Linked DNA regions of Homo sapiens: region 2 is linked to region 1. The links are chromatin loops, found by intact Hi-C in ENCODE. Cell type or tissue: heart left ventricle. All regions are shown on one strand.

The links. A loop is a pair of places that touch in the nucleus more often than their neighbours do. Peaks named below come from ENCODE experiments on the same cell type or tissue, not always from the same donor. Only the 100,000 strongest peaks of a DNase experiment are listed, where the experiment ranks them.
Region 2: a loop joins it to region 1, with 2.6 times the contacts of the local background. A loop is called at or near these places in 44 of 110 quality-filtered maps.

The regions. Positions count from the first base shown.
Region 1 is chr12:50,066,465-50,074,464 of GRCh38, forward strand. The region is part of intron 3 of ASIC1 (acid sensing ion channel subunit 1); the gene reads left to right. Among named protein-coding and RNA genes, the nearest start is that of ASIC1, 13 kb to the left of the region's middle. In heart left ventricle, CTCF peaks have their summits at 4,218 (motif pointing left) and 4,429; DNase peaks (open chromatin) are centred at 4,207 and 6,937.
Region 2 is chr12:49,759,853-49,767,852 of GRCh38, forward strand. TMBIM6 (transmembrane BAX inhibitor motif containing 6) reads left to right here. Exons shown (of 10, transcript NM_003217.3): 9 at 1,852-1,927; 10 at 3,021-5,082. The coding sequence ends at 3,044. Among named protein-coding and RNA genes, the nearest start is that of TMBIM6, 22 kb to the left of the region's middle. RefSeq lists a silencer at 6,520-6,720. In heart left ventricle, a CTCF peak has its summit at 3,338 (motif pointing right); a DNase peak (open chromatin) is centred at 3,349; H3K27ac peaks cover 490 bases.

The sequences.
Region 1 (8,000 bases):
AGTTGAGTAGGCCTAGTTTTTTGATGCTTTTGTCTTTTCATTGCATCATCAGGCCAAGTGCCAATCTTAGGTGAACCCACCACTGGCTTTCCCCAGGGTCACACCAGGGCAGTCAGGACCTCCCTGAGGAAGTCACATACCAGGGCAGCTTAGTATCACATTGCGTTCATGCTCAACATCCTTAAATGGGCGTGCAGTGCTGCCTGGCAACCCCACTGTGTTTTCCTGGTCAGCTTGCTCTCTCTGATGACTACTTCGAACTTCTCCACTCTTCTCAGTCACCCTTCCTAGCTCCTCTCTCACCCTCAGCGGATGACCTTGGCTACCACTTACTTCACTGAGAAAATAGAAGCCTCAGACAAGATCTTGTCCTTCTTCTGGGTACCAAGCCCTAGAAGGGAACATTCATCTTATCTAGGATAAAGTCTCAACCTAGAATTTTCATCTTATTCCCTCTGCCTTTTTAAGATCTTTCTCCTGCTAATTCTGTCTCTCCCTGCTCTACAGTTGGTCGCTCTTTCTCAAGTGAAACCCCATTGACAATGAAACATGCTGAAGATGCTCTTGTCTTAAAATACATAGCTGTAACGACAGCTAACATATATTGAGAACTTGCTATGTATCGGTCTTTGTGCTAAGATAAAAACTAAAACATGTGTCTCTCAACTCCACAGCACCTGCCAGCTCCTATAGTATCTCTCTGCTTCCCTTTACAAAGTTCCTAAAAGTGATATGTTTATTTCACTGTTTCTATTTCCTCATCTCTAACTCACTTTCTGATCCACTCCAGGCTGCCTTCTTCCCCCATCATCACCATTCCTCCTAAATGGTTCTAGCTAAGGCCAGTGGTCACCTTCATGTTGCCGAATCCAGCAAATATTTTTTTTATTATTCTTGATCTCTCAATAGCATTTAAAATAGTTGCCCACCAACTCTTCTGCTGTTGTTTTTTTTTTTTTTTTGAGACGGAGTTTTGCTCTTGTTGCTCAGGCTGGAGTGCAGTGGCACCATCTCAGCTCACTGCAACCTCCGCCTCCTGGGTTCAAGCAATTCTCCTGCCTCAGCCTCCTGAGTAGCTGGATTACAGATGCGTGCCACCATGCGCGGCTATTTTTTTGTTGTTGTTGTATTTTTCGTAGAGACGGGTTTTCTCCATGTTGGTCAGGCTGGTCTTGAGCTCCCGACCTCAGGTGATCCGCCTGTCTCGGCCTCCCGGAGTGCTGGGATTACAGGCGTGAGCCACTGCGCCCGGACCCCACCACCTCTTTTTTGAACTATTCGCTTTCCTGACAATCATACTCTCTTTGTTTTCCTCCTATGTCTACCCACTCCTCTGTCTCTTTGCCAGTTCATTTTCTTCTACTTGGCCATTTAGTGTCATCACTACTCAAGGCTCAGTCTCAAGCTTTAATCTTCTTTTAAATCATAAGAGTACAATGCACCAGCTTGAAAAATTTTTACACTGGTATGTCTTACAGTGTAGTATTTTGCATATTGCATTGGTATAAAACATTTCCAGTACCCCAGAAAGTTCCTTCAGGCTGTTTCCTAGTCAATGCTACCCCATAAGAGTTAACCACTGTTCTAACAGTATAGATCAATTTCCCTCATTCTTGAACTTCTTGGAGTATATGTATCCTCCATACAGTGTATACTCTTTTGTGTCTGTTTGTTTTGTTTTGTTTTGCTTGTGATTACGTCTGTGAGATTTAGCCATGTTGTTGTGTGTGGAAGTGGTTAGTTCTTTTTTGATGCTGTATAGTATCTCATTATATGAATATGCCACAATTGATCCATTCTACTGATGCTAGACATTTGGGTTGTTACTAGTTTTTGGCTCTTATCTATAAAGCTACTATGAACATTTTTGTTCATGTTTTTTGGTTGATATATGCACTCATTTCTCCTGGGCACATGACTAGCTATGGAGCTATGGTTAAGTCATAGGGTATGATTCTGTTTAGCTTTAGTGGATACTGCCAAATCAGACCTTTTTTTCTATCTTTTTTTTAAACTTTATATTCTATTCTTGGGCAGTCTCATCTTCACTCATCACTTCAATTACCATCTACACACTGACAACTGCCAAATTTATGTCTCAGCCCAGCTCTCTCCTCTTAGCATCAGCTCCAGTCGCCAATTTTCCCACTTAACGTCTCTACTTGGATGTCCCTAAGACTCCTCAAAACCTGCATGTGCAAAACCAAAGTCATCATCTTACCTCCCAAACTAGTTCTTTACCTGTGTGCCTGATCTAGTGAGCCACCCACTGTTCACCCCGTCATGCAAACCAGAAATCATCCCTGACACTCCATCTCCCTCACCTGCCTTGACAGGATCTGCCAATTTTGCCTCATAAACATCTCCACTCTACCCCCTGTTCCGGCCCATCCCACCACTGCATGTCTCTTTGGGCCACGGCAATGGCTCCTCGACAGGCCTTCCAGCAGCCCTTCTATATCCTTCACTCTGCAGCCAGAGTGGTCTTTTCAAATCAAAGCTCTGATCACTTGAACGCCTTCCATGGGGAGTCTTTCATTGTCCCTCAGCCAGAATCCTCACCGTGGCCTTTAAGGCCCTGAGTGACCTGGGTCCTCCCTGCCTTTACCCACCTCTCCAGCCACACTTGCCCCTTCTCATCTCTCTCCTTCCAGGCCTTTGCATACACTCAGTTCTCTCTCTGGAATATCCTCCCTCCTCCACAGCGGTAAGCGCTAGTGCGCACGTGCACACACACAAATATATACACACACACACCATTACCTAATTACTCCTCTTTATTTATTTTTTATTTTATTTATTTATTTATTTATTTATTTATTTATTTATTATTTAATTTATTTTTTTGAGACAGAATCTCGTTCTATTGCCTGGGCTGGAGTGCAGTGGTGCAATCTTAGCTCACTGCAACTTCCACATCCTTGGTTCAAGCAAGTCTCATGCCTCAGCCTCCCAAGTAGCTGAGATTACAGTCATGTGTCACCATGCCTGGCTAATTTTTGTATTTTTAGTAGATAAGGGGTTTCACCATGGTGGCCAGGCTGGTCTTGAACTCCTGGCCTCAAGTGATCCGCCCATTTCAGCCTCCCAAAGTGCTGGGATTACAGGCATAAGCCACCGCGCCCAGCCTCCTCTTTATTCTTTAGACTGTAATTCAAACATCATTTCCTCAGAGAAAGCTTCCTTAATTCCCCAGTCTGGGGCAAGTCCCTCTGTCATTCACTCTGATAGAGTCATTTTTTTTTTTCATAGCACTTATGGTTTGCAATTAGATATTTGTTTTTTTCATTTTTGAATTGAGGTCTGTCTTCCCTGTTCGACAGTAAGCTCCATGAGGGCAGGTCCATGATGTGTTCTCCACTGTGTCAATGAGTAAATGCAAGAATGAAGAAGCAAGGGATTTGGAGACAGATGACCTCATTCCAGCCTCCAGCCCACTTCTTGCTCTCCCTAAGACTTGAATAGGCTGGTGTGGCTCAGTTTTCTCACTTGTCAGATGGGAATGAAGTTACTCAAACCTGCTTATTTCACTGGGTTGTGTGAGGATCCCATGAGATAACAATTGAAAACCATGAAGCATTACACAGACATGAGGGGTGGCTGGAATGAAGAAAGGGATATAGAAAAAGTCAGAAACCACTCAGCACACACTGCTAAAGAGAAGGTCTGGGTGGGGGGCGCTGTATGCTTGGACAGAGGGTTCAGGACTGAGTGCAGCTCTGTGTGTGTGTCTGCTTGGGCACCTCTCCAGGGGCCCTCTGTGTATGCCCTTTGACACTTTCCTCATCCCCCAATTACTTGAACAAGATGAAGATGGGAAAGAATGTTAGAAGAATAAGCATTTGTTTGAACAAGCATACAGGCGATGGAGGAGAGAGGACATGCAGTTGGGTGTGTGTGTGTGTTGGGGTGTGTGCGTGTTGGGGTGTGTGTGTGTTGGGGCGTGTGTGTGTGTGTTGGGGTGTGTGTGTCGCCCCACACCAGGGCTGCGTGTCTGTGTGGTAATGTGCAAGTGTGCAGTGTGGTCTTGGTTGCTGTGGGGGAAGAGGTATTCAGTTGCACCCAACTTACTGTCCTTTGGCACTGTCTGTGCGTGCACACCCTTGTCTTTGCTGGGGCTCCCAAGCTGGAAGCTCCCGCTGCCTTAGCTGCTTCCTTCTGGAAATCAATCTACTTCCCCTTCCAAAACATCTGAAGGAGGGGGACAGTGCCCTCTAGTGGGAACGCATGGGCAGCTGCAGCTTCCTCAGCCCAAGCCTCAGCCCCACTCCACCCAAGTCTGGAAGTCCTCTCTGAAGCACTTCCTGGGGAATGCAAAGGAGGAGGCCCCTGCCCTCTGAGAGCTCAAGATCTGGCAGGCAGGAAAAAGATACACACAGGACAGGACACACAGGTTCATGCAGGAGAAGCCTGAGGACAGCAGCTGAAGGTGGGGGAGTCTCTCCTCATCTCTGCAATGACTTATCTCTGGTTGCCCTGGGTGTTCCTGGCCTTCCTTGCTTCCTGTTCCTGCACATGGTCTCTTGGTCCTGCTCTTTTGCTCTCGGTCATTACTCATAGCTGTAGGGCCTTGAGCAGAACTGGACCCTTTAGTCTATTCCCTGGGTGGGCACTAACAGCACCCTGTGGAGTCGGGAGGATTCTTGGAGGAGGTAACATGTGAGTAGGATCTTGAAAAATGAGTAGGAATTCTCCAGATGGAGTCCAGGGAAGGCACAGGACTGTGGATGAGCCTCGTGTGTCTGGGGACAGGTGGTGGTGGCTGGATGCTGGCCTGAGGTGGAGGGTACATTGCTTTCAGCTTTTTTTTTTTTTTTTTTGAGACGGAGTCTTGCTCTGTCCCCCAGGCTGGAGTGCAGTGGCTCAGTCTCGGCTCACTGCAAGCTCCACCTCCTGGGTTCACACCATTCTCCTGCCTCAGCCTCCCGAGTAGCTGGGACCACAGGCGCCTGCCAGCACACCTGGCTAAATTTTTTTGGTTTTTTTTTTTTGTATTTTTAGTAGAGACAGGGTTTCACTGTGTTAGCCAGGATGGTCTCGATCTCCTGACCTCTTGATCTGTCCACCTCGACCTCCCAAAGTGCTGGGATTACAGGCGTGAGCCACCACGCCTGGCTGCTTTCAGCTTTGTGGGGCTACAAGAGAGGACTAAATTTTGCCAGGAGGCAGTGGGGAGTGAGAGAAGGTCTTTACTTTTTTGAGATGGAGCCTTGTTCTGTCGCCCAGGCTGGAGTGCAGTGGTGCGATCTCGGCTCACTGCAACCTCCGCCTCCCGGGTTCAAGCGATTCTTCTGCCTCAACCTCCCAAGCAGCTGGAACTACAGGTGCGTGCCACCATACCTGGCTAGAGAAGGTCTTTAAGCAGAAGAATGGTCAGAGTCACACAACTCGAACTAAAGGTGGGGAGAAACTGCAGGGAGGCAGGGAGACCAGTTGAGAGGCTGTTGTTTAGGCAAAAGAGGAGGGCAGTGGCAGAAAGAGGAGGACAGTGGCTGTTGTTTAGGCCAGTCTGAGGGCAGTGGCAGAAGGATGGAGAGGGGCTAGAGCTCAAGACTCTGCTTCTGAGGCCTCTTTGTCCCTGGCAGCAAAGCTGAGGCCAAAGGTTCCACATCACTCAGTTCTGCTAGAACCTGACACCCTGCCTCACATCCCCAACACACTCTAGGGTCTCTGCAAATGGAGAAGGGAAGATGGTGGGAGCAGGGAGGGAGAAGAGAGGAGGAGGAAGGGGAACATGGCCTGGGGCTAGGGGATGCTTAAGGAATGGGGAGGCCCAAGCAGACCCACCTAGCCCCGGTCTAGCCCCACTGCTCCTCCTCTGGCCCTGCAGAGAAAGCATTAATCTGCTATACCTCCCTCCCCCGCTTCCCCTCCTCCCCTCGGGTCACCTTCTTGGCCCTGGAGACTTGGCTGATGGCTCAAGTTCCTCAACCAGTGGCCCTGAGTAATCAGAACACACAGAGGGGCCAGGGGCCTGGGGGCAGGGAATGGTAAATTAGCGGTAGGGGAGCCTCAGAGACTGAGGCCGGGAGTCTGCAAGGCTGAGGGTTTTGGTGGGAACCCCAAGTTGGTTCCCAATACTCTCTACCTGACCCAGGTCCCCCTGCCCCACCCCCAGCACTGATCTCAATTTCTTCCACCCACCAGAGAATTCCTCGAACAAACTAAACTGTTCGGGGGGCGGGGGGCAGGCCAAAAAGGGTAGTGGTGATCTGCCAGGAAGCTTTCCCACTGCAGGAGACAGGGTCCCTCCCCCTAGTGCCGGGAACTGGTCAGAAATGAGTCTGTGGTCAGTGAGAGACTGCTGCTAATGGAACCTGGGCTGGCCCACAAGCCACAGGAGGGGTAGGGGAGAGGAAAGGAACCAAAATACATCTCAGCATAGGTGGGTAGGACGAGGGCTGGTAATGCTGTCCTGAAATAGAGCTGGGGCCAGGGAGGGAGGGGAAGAGAAACAGGGTCGGGGACTGGAATTGGAGGTCTGAGAGAGTACCTGGTGGTGGGGCACGGAGGGGCTCAGGTATCCCAGAGGAATAACTGGACGAGGGAGAATAAGGGAGAGGACCCAGAATTGGGATGGGGACACTGAGGGATATGCTGAGGAACAGATTGGAGGATGACAGAGAGCATGAGTGTGTGTTGTGTGTGTCCTGGGGGGGTAGGGACTGTGGTCGCTGTGATCATCATGGCAGTGGGTGCAAAGGATGGTGCTAGGTCCCGTCTCACCTGGGAGGGGTGGGTTCCAGGAATCCCAGCCCTAGGCTTTTCCAGGGTTTCCACTCTGTCCTAAACCCTCTCTGTGCTGCCGGAGCTGGTGACAGGAAAGGGGCTCCAGCCCCCTGCTCTCCATCAGCCTCCCTTTCCCACTGCCATCAATTATTCATCAGCCCAGACACCCGCCCTCCCTGGCAGGGCAGGCTGGTCCTCCTCCCATGCCCCGCCCCAGCCACACTGCCACAGAGGCCCTGGTGAGGAAGGACGGCCAGCTGGGCTGAGATACCTGGCTGACGGGCTGGGTGGCTGGCTCTGCCGGACTCTGCCTGGAGTCACATCGCCTTCCCCTCTGGCACCTTCCCCCTTCCTCCTGCAAATCCCTGGCACCAGGAAGCCCCTGGAGAAAATGCCCATCCAGATCTTCTGCTCCATGTCATTCTCCTCTGGAGAGGAAGCCCCAGGGCCCTTGGGAGATATTTGGGGTCCCCACCACCATCAGCAGCAGCAGGACATCTCAGAATCGGAAGAGGAGGAAGAAGAGAAGGAAAAGGAGGCAGTGAGGAAGGAGGCCAGTGAGGGGCATTCACCCATGGACTTGGTGGCCTTTGCCAACAGCTGCACCCTCCATGGCACCAACCACATTTTTGTGGAGGGGGGTCCAGGGCCAAGGCAGGTGCTGTGGGCGGTGGCCTTTGTCCTGGCACTGGGTGCCTTCCTGTGCCAGGTAGGGGACCGCGTTGCTTATTACCTCAGCTACCCACACGTGACCCTTCTAAACGAAGTGGCCACCACGGAGCTGGCCTTCCCGGCAGTCACCCTCTGCAACACTAATGCTGTGCGGCTGTCCCAGCTCAGCTACCCTGACTTGCTTTATTTGGCCCCCATGCTGGGACTGGATGAAAGTGATGACCCCGGGGTGCCCCTCGCTCCACCGGGCCCTGAGGCCTTCTCTGGGGAGCCCTTTAACCTGCACCGCTTCTACAATCGCTCCTGCCACCGGCTGGAGGACATGCTGCTCTATTGCTCCTACCAAGGGGGACCCTGCGGCCCTCACAACTTCTCAGTGGTGAGTGGAGCCCCATGCCTGCCACAGTACCCCAAGAGTGTCTGCCATGGCTGTCCCTGACTGTCACCTCCTGGGGTTGGGGCTGGGGCTGGGGCTGGGGCTGATGACTGTGCTGCCCCCTACCTCATCTGGCTGACACAGGCCAGAGCTCACCCAGGAGTCCGGGGCCTGGAGCTGGGCTGGTATTCCCAGGTCCACACCAGTGCTGCTTTTCCTGTTA
Region 2 (8,000 bases), 310 kb before region 1:
CTGTAATCCCAGCACTTTGGGAGGTCGGGGCAGGCGGATCACGAGGTCAGGAGATCGAAACCATCCTGGCTAACACGGTGAAACCCTGTCTCTACTAAAAATACAAAAAATTAGTCGGGCGTGGTGGCGGGCACCTGTAGTCCCAGCTACTCAGGAGGCGGAGGCAGGAGAATGGTGTGAACCGGGGAGGCGGAGCTTGCAGTGAGCGGAGATTGCACCACTGCACTCCAGCCTGGACGACAGAGCGAGACTCCTTCTCAAAAAAAAAAAAAAAAAAAGTGTTGGGGGGTGGCTATATATTTACATATCCATAGTGGCTACCTCCAAGCAGAAGTGAGGGAAAGAGATCTTTCTCCTTTTCCTATTTATACTTCTGTATTTTTTAAACAATGAGTAGAAGATACACTCTTTTTTTAGAGACAGGGTCTCGCTCTGTTGCCTAGGCAGTAGTGTGGTGCCATGAACACAGCTCGCTGCAGCCTGAATTTACTGTGCTCAAGCAGTACTCCTGCCTCAGCCTCTTGAGTAGCTGGGACAACAGGCACGTGCGACCATGCCAGGCTAATTTATTTTTTGTAGAGATGGGGTCTTACCATATGCCCAGATTGGTCTCAAGCAGTCCTCTTGCCTTGGTTTCCCAAAGTGTTGGGATTACAGGCTTAAGCCACCATGCCCAGCCACTTTTTTTTTTTTTTTTTTTTTTTGAGACAGTTTTGCTTTGTCACCCAGGCTGGAGTGCGGTGGCAACATCTCAGCTCACTGCAACCTCCGCCTCCTGGGTTCAAGCGATTCTTGTGCCTCAGCCTCCCTAGTAGCTGGGATTACAGGCACTCTCCACCACGTCCAGCTAATTTCTGTAATTTTAGTAGAACGAGGTTTTGCCACGTTGCCCCGTGAGGACATGGTGTCGAACTCTTGGCCTCAAGCAATCTGCCTTCCTCAGCCTCCCAAAGTGGTGGGATTACAGACATGGGCCACCATGCCCAGCTCACTTTTTTTTTTTTGAGACGGAGTTTCGCTCTTGTTGCCCAGGCTGGAGTGCAACGGTGTGATCTTGGCTCACCGCAGCCTCCGTCTCCCGGCTTCAGGTGTTTCTCCTGCCTTAACATCCTGAGTAGCTGGGATTACAGGCATGCACCACCATGCCCGGCTAATTTTGTATTTTTAGTAGAGATGGGGTTTCTCCATGTTGGTCAGGCTGGTCTCAAACTCCTGACTCAGGTGATGCCCGCCTCAGCCTTCCAAAGTGCTGGGATTACAGGTGTGAGCCACTGTGCTCGGCACTTTTTTTTTAATGTAGTGATTCTCTCAGTCTCATGACTAATTAGTGGTAGTTAAGGGTTCAGACTTGGACCTCTGCAGAGTTCAGAGCGCTTGAGACAGGGCTTGCTCTGTCACCCAAGCTGCAGTAGGAGAGTGGCACTGTCATGGCTTACTGTAGACTCAAGCTCCCTGGGCTCAGGTGTTCCTCCCATCTCAGCCTCCTCAGTAGCTGGGATTACAGGCACATGCCACAATGCCCTGCTAATTTTTGTAGAGACGGGATTTTGCTATGTTACCCAGGTTGGTCTCGAACTCCTGGGCTCAAGCAGTCCACCTGCCTCAGCCTCCCAAAATGTTGGGATTACAGGCATGAGCCACTGTGCCTGGCCCAGTCTCTTTTCTCTATGCTGCATGACTTCGATGAGTCTAAAGGATCTCAGACACCAGAGTTTTACTTCCTTAGTTGGGGGTAAAGTGTGGGAGAAGCTGGCTCGTGGGGGTAGGGGTGGGGTTTATATTCTGCATCTTTGTGGGCTTGTGGATAAAAAAGTCTGAAGTACAGATCCTAATCTGGTTCTTGCCTTTCAGGCACTGCATTGATCTCTTCTTAGATTTCATTACTGTCTTCAGAAAACTCATGATGATCCTGGCCATGAATGAAAAGGTTAGTTAGCCTACAACCCAAAGATGAGACAATAATGGCTCCTGAGCTTGGCATGTGTGTATACTTCAGATTTGAAAACTTGCTCACACACTGTGTTAGGTCCAGGGTAACTGTAAGGCAGGCCACTGAGTAAGAGGTAAGCCAGAAGTCTTCAGTTGTTAGAAAAAAAGCAGCAAGTGAAAAAAAAATTTTTTTAACTAATTCCTGCGTTTAGTATGAAAGGGAAAAAAGCTTCAGTGGCAGTAAACACAACCTGCTACATGAATAATTTAAAGGCTATATAGTTGTGACTCAGAGAAAGGTATTGTGGAGGACGTTGTAAATTTCAGAAGTAGACTAATTTTATCCATTTGTTAATTTTTTTTTCCAAGGAAGCATTCTATATAGGGCTAATGAGTATCTAACGTAGTTGAGTCAAGCAGTGGGGGAAACAAATGAAATGAGCTTTTCTTTATAGACCTTATGGAGCTTAGAGATAGCATAGTGGTAGCGGGAGTAGTTGACCAGATAGGATTGCTGGCTCTGTCTGGGCTATGCCATGGTTGGACTGAGCACTAGGCAGATGTACAAGTTTCAGAACAAGCAACTGAATTTTCATTCCTTAATACATTGGGCTTCCATCCAAGATTGAATGAAGAATTCTGCTGGACCAAATTATTTCTGAATGTCAGTTTATGCCAGAGTCATGCTCACTTTGCAGGGTGGAGCACTTCTCGCGCCTAATGGTTGGTTGGTGGTCTTGGCCTCTAGTTTCACTCTTTGAGGATAGAGTGCCATCTGCAGCCTTCACTGTTGGGATCTGAGCTGTAGTGGCTGTGAATAGCCTAGAGTGGTCAGGCAGCCCACCTCGGCACTCCTGGGGTGGGGGTGGGGACAGCTGCTTAACCTTTATTCTTGGTCGGTCTGTCGGCAACTTTGGGAACCACCAGTAGGATGTGGTTAAGATTCAGTTCTTGCTGAGCTAAGGAAGCATTTCTCATTTCTTTTTAATTGTCTGGCTCACTTCTAGTCCCTAACTAAATGCTCACTCAAGAGTTTTAGCTTGAATGTCAAATGTCAAAAAATTAATTGGGTGATTTTTCTCCATTTCTAGGATAAGAAGAAAGAGAAGAAATGAAGTGACCATCCAGCCTTTCCCAATTAGACTTCCTCTCCTTCCACCCCTCATTTCCTTTTTGCACACATTACAGGTGGTGTGTTCTGTGATAATGAAAAGCATCAGAAAAGCTTTTGTACTTTGTGGTTTCCTCTATTTTGAATTTTTTGATCAAAAAACTGATTAGCAGAATATAGTTTGGAGTTTGGCTTCATCTTCCTGGGGTTCCCCTCACTCCCTTTTTTGTCAACCCCATCTGTAGCCTCTTCCTCTACTCAGGCAGTCGACCCGCCACGATGAGAAGTGGGACCAGCAGAGGGCGCCAACTTCAGGAGTCCGCTTTCCCACCAGGCTTCATTCACCCAGTGGACCTGAACTGTTTGGTAGAGCCACCCGGCCCTTCCTTCCTCATTGTTGTTTGGTATGCGCACAGTTCCTGTGGGACTGGGCCGTGAGTTTTCCATTGGAAAGAAGTTCAGTGGTCCCATTGTTAACTCAGCCTCAAATCTCAACTGTCAGGCCCTACAAAGAAAATGGAGAGCCTCTTCTGGTGGATGCTTTGCTCCCTCTGAGCTGCCCATGCTGGTCTGGCAAACACACCTTTCTGCTTTGCCTTCACAAAAGTAATGTGTTCCCTTTCCCACCCCTTGCCTGACCCTCAGGGAGTCAGCCTGCTTCCATCCATGGGTGGGAAGACTTCAGCACAAAGGAAAGACTAATTCTTGTCAGGCATTTTTGAAAAGGCTGATTATGTGTATCAAGGTACAGCATCGTAGGGTTCCCCTAAACTTGCCCTGTTTTTGTTTTTTTAGTTTGTTATCCCCTTACTGAGCGGCCTCTACTAGGTGGCTGTGATTAAATGTCCCAAGCAAGGATAGGGAAGGGGAATGGTTGAGCCTCTGGAGATCATTGTAACCAATCCTGCCAGACCTGTTTGGGGCAGTGGGGAGCAAACCTAGATAAGGACCTGTTTGGGGCAGCAGGGAGCAAAATCTCCTTTAACAACCAAGCAGTTCCTCATTCACATCAACAGAGCGAGGCTGTGATAACTTAGGAGGCAGCAATCCTAATAGTCCTTCAGTGCATTTTAGTCTGTCTCCAACTGGACACCAGTAGGTAGTGTCAAGCCAGAGATTCGGGGCAGTAGATAAATGTTCATTTTACTGATGCACTTTAGTTTTTGGTCTGTTACCTGTTTTCCAGAAATTTGTGGCCTTTTAGGCGGGAGTTAGGCGACCAAACCAGTGAGAGCCCCAATCCCTGCAGTTTTGTGGCTTCAAGTGTGGGTGGACAGTCCTAATGGGGATCTCCAGCTCCTTCCTGTGGGCTGCCACAGACAGCTACCCCCAGAAGGGTCAATGTTGGGAGTGGTTGTGGCTCTGAGCTGCTCTACAGAGCTTCAGTGTGAGAGGATCGAGCCATTGAAAGCTCATTACCAGTAGGACATAATTTTTGGCTCTCCCTATTCACAACCAGTGCACAGTTTGACACAGTGGCCTCAGGTTCACAGTGCACCATGTCACTGTGCTATCCTACGAAATCATTTGTTTCTAAGTTGTGTTTATTCCTGGAGTGACATGCCACCCCGAATGGCTCACTTTCACTGAGGATGCTGTCCTCTGATTTAGCTGCTGCCTCCAGCCTCTGGCTTGAGAACTTACTAAAGGCACTTCCTTCCTGTTAAACCCCTGTTAACTCTCCATAAATTTGGTGATTCTCTGCTAGGCCTAAGATTTTGAGTTAACATCTCTTGAAGCCAAACTCCACCTTCTGTGCTTTTTGCTTGGGATAATGGAGTTTTTCTTTAGAAACAGTGCCAAGAATGACAAGATATTAAAAAAAAAAAAGAAAGAAAAAAAAAAAAACACCTACTTTTAAAGAAAATACCTAACAGATTTTTAATATAGTTATCTCTACCACTTTCTTTTCTAGTTTCTTGATTTTCAGCTCAGGCTGCATTCTAACTCATACTGTGAAGACAAAGGTGTTTTTGATTCAGAAATATATGAAATCTGCATAGTCTTAATTTGTAAAAAATAAAGAAAATTCCTTAACCTTTCCTGGTGTTTGTGTTAAATTCAAGGGTACAGCTGGTCATGGAGCTTGTGATACTGCCAGGGTTTGCTACTGGGGGCTGGGAGTGGGACACGATTGAGTTCGTGTCATAAGTATGAACAGAGACAAAGACCTCCCACTCTGTAGCCCCAGCATGCCACAAATGTTGAGAATTTTCTCTGTCAAATATGTAAGCCAGTTTTTTTTCCAGTCCTCTCCACCCCCTGCCACCTTTGCTATATGTTGTTTGTGGTGATATGTGCAGTTGGTTCAGATGTGCAGCCAAGCTTTGGAGTTTGAGGATGCATAATGGAAAAAAGGCAAATGATACCCACTCATTCTGCAAGTATTTTTGTTCACCCACTGCTGCCCGGCTGTATTCTAAGTGCATTAGTTAATAAAGATGTAAAAGTTGGCCAGGCATGGTGGCTTATGCCTGTAATCCCAGCACTTTGGGAGGCCAAGGTGGGCAGATCTCGAGGTCAGGAGTTCAAGACCAGTCTGGCCAACATGGTGAAACCCCATCTCTACTAAATACACCAAAAAAAAAAAAAAAAAAAAAAAATTAGGCAAAGTGGCAGGCACTTGTAATCCCAGCTACTTGGGAGGCTGAGGCAGGAGAATTACTTGAACCTGAGAGGTGAAGGTTGCAGTGAGCTGAGATGCACCACTGCATTCCAGCCCGGGTGACAGAGAAAAAAAGTCGGCCAGGCGTGGTGGCTCACGCATGTAATCCCAGCACTTTGGGAGGTCGAGGCAGGCGGATCACCTGAGGTCAGGAGTTTTGAGACCAGCCTGGCTAATAAGGTGAAACCCCGTCTCAACTAAAAATAACAAAAAATAGCCCGGCATGGTGGTGGGCGCCTGCAGTGCCAACTACTCGGGAGGCTGAGGCAGGAGAATCGCTTGTACCCGGGAGGCAGAGGTTGCAGTGAGCCGAGAGCGCACCACTGCACTACAGCCTAGGCGACAGAGACTCCCATCTCAAAAAAATAATAAAAGTCCTTGTCATAGTTCAGATATGAGATTATCAATCGGAACTTGCATTACAATCAGGTTGCTCAATTCTGTGTTTGTGTTTTTGTTTTGATTTTTGGAGACAGGGTCATGGTCTTGCCCTGTCACCCAGGCTGTAGTGCAGTGATGCGATCATGGCTCACAGCAACCTCAGTCACCTGAGCTCAAGTGATCCACCTCAGCCTCCCGAGTAGCTGGGACCACAGGAACATGCCACTGCACCCCGCTGATTTAATTTTTGTAGAGGTGGGATCTCACCATGTTGCTCAGGTTATGTTGAACTCGTGTTCCTCAAACGATCCACCTTAGCCTCCCAAAGTGCTGGGATTATAGGCTTAAGCCACCATGCCGAGCCTAGTAGCTCAATTTTACCATGCTTGTTCTCCGCTTGTCATATTCATTGTAGACCCAGGCCTTCCTGTTAGAATTTGACCATTATTCTGACTGGTTCATCTAGGTTACTCCCAGTTGACCTGTTCGGACTCCACATGTGCCCGTGCCAACTAAGGATAGCCATTTTCCTTAAGCTTGGGAAATATTCCTTAAGCATCTTTTCTCTCTTGCTGACTTTGAGAAAAGACTGGTCCTAAAGACTCTTTAAAGCCCCCATTTTATCTGCTAGGGGAGAAGTACAAGGTGCAACACCTTTTGAGTGTTTACAAGGTCAGGCACTGTACAAAGTGCCTTACATGGATTGCTTAACATCCCCAGTAGTTTAAGAAGATGGTGTATTTACTACGTACGGTCAGTTACTTCCAGGGCTGGCAGATGTGTGCCCAGAAAGAATCTAGGCACACTATCTCCAGAGCCCCTATCCTTTACTGTTAACCTATGTAAGCAGTGTTAAGGTTAGTCCTCCTGGGCTGGAGTCATCCTTTCCATCCTGACCTACATCCTGGCTATGGCTCTGGCCAAGGGTGGAAAGGGAAATTGTGAAGGGGTTTGAGCAAAATCTCCCCACCCCAAATCTTTGTAACCAAAGAAACGTAGAAGAGTGAGCGGCCTTTTTAGTCTTTCTTCCCCCAGCCAGCCCACCAATTACCAATTAAATGGAAGAGGATAACAAACAGCAGCTCTTTCCATGTGTAGGAGACCTGCAGGCCAAAACTAGACCAAGGAAGACCCTAGTGGGCGGCAGAAGTGGAAGGTCCTCTGGGTTGAAAGAAGAAACAGTATTTTTTTTTTTTTTTTGGAGATGGAGTCTCACTCTGGCCCAGGCTGGAGTGCAATGGCGTGATCTTGGCTAACAGCAACCTCCACCTCCTGGGTTCAAGCAATTCTCCTGCCTCAGCCTCTCCAGTAGCTGAGATTACAGGTGCATGCCACCATGCCCAGCTAATTTTTCATATTTTTAGTAGAAAGGGGGTTTCCCCATGTTGCTCAGGCTGGTCTCGAACTCCTGACCTCAAGTGATCTGCCCTTAAGTGATCTGCCCACTTCGGCCTCTCAAAGTGCTGGATTACTTACAGGCATGAGCCACCACGCCCAGCCAAGAAACAATATGTTCTTTCTAAGCATGGTGAGCAGATGAGGGGATCTGTCTTGTTTAAGCTGGGGATAAAGATGTAGAAGACAGTTCCTGCCTTGGAGTCCTTCACCACTGAGTAGTGCTGGAGAGCCACATGTGAACATTACATGTGAATAGGAGTTAAGCATAGTGGGCCATGAGACAACAGCAGGAGACACAGCCTGGTCTGGTCGGTCAGAGAAAGTGCTTTGTAGATGACACCTCAGCTAAGTCTAAATCTCAAAGTTTGAGTCAAAGTGAGGCAAGTGAAGAGATTAAGAAAGGCAGTGGGAGTGGATGTTTCTGATCAAGGGATCAGCACGAGGAAAGACAGGAGTACGCTCCAGCATGGGGAGTGCAAGGAAGGAGCTGCAAAAACAGGTTTTGCTAACTAGGAA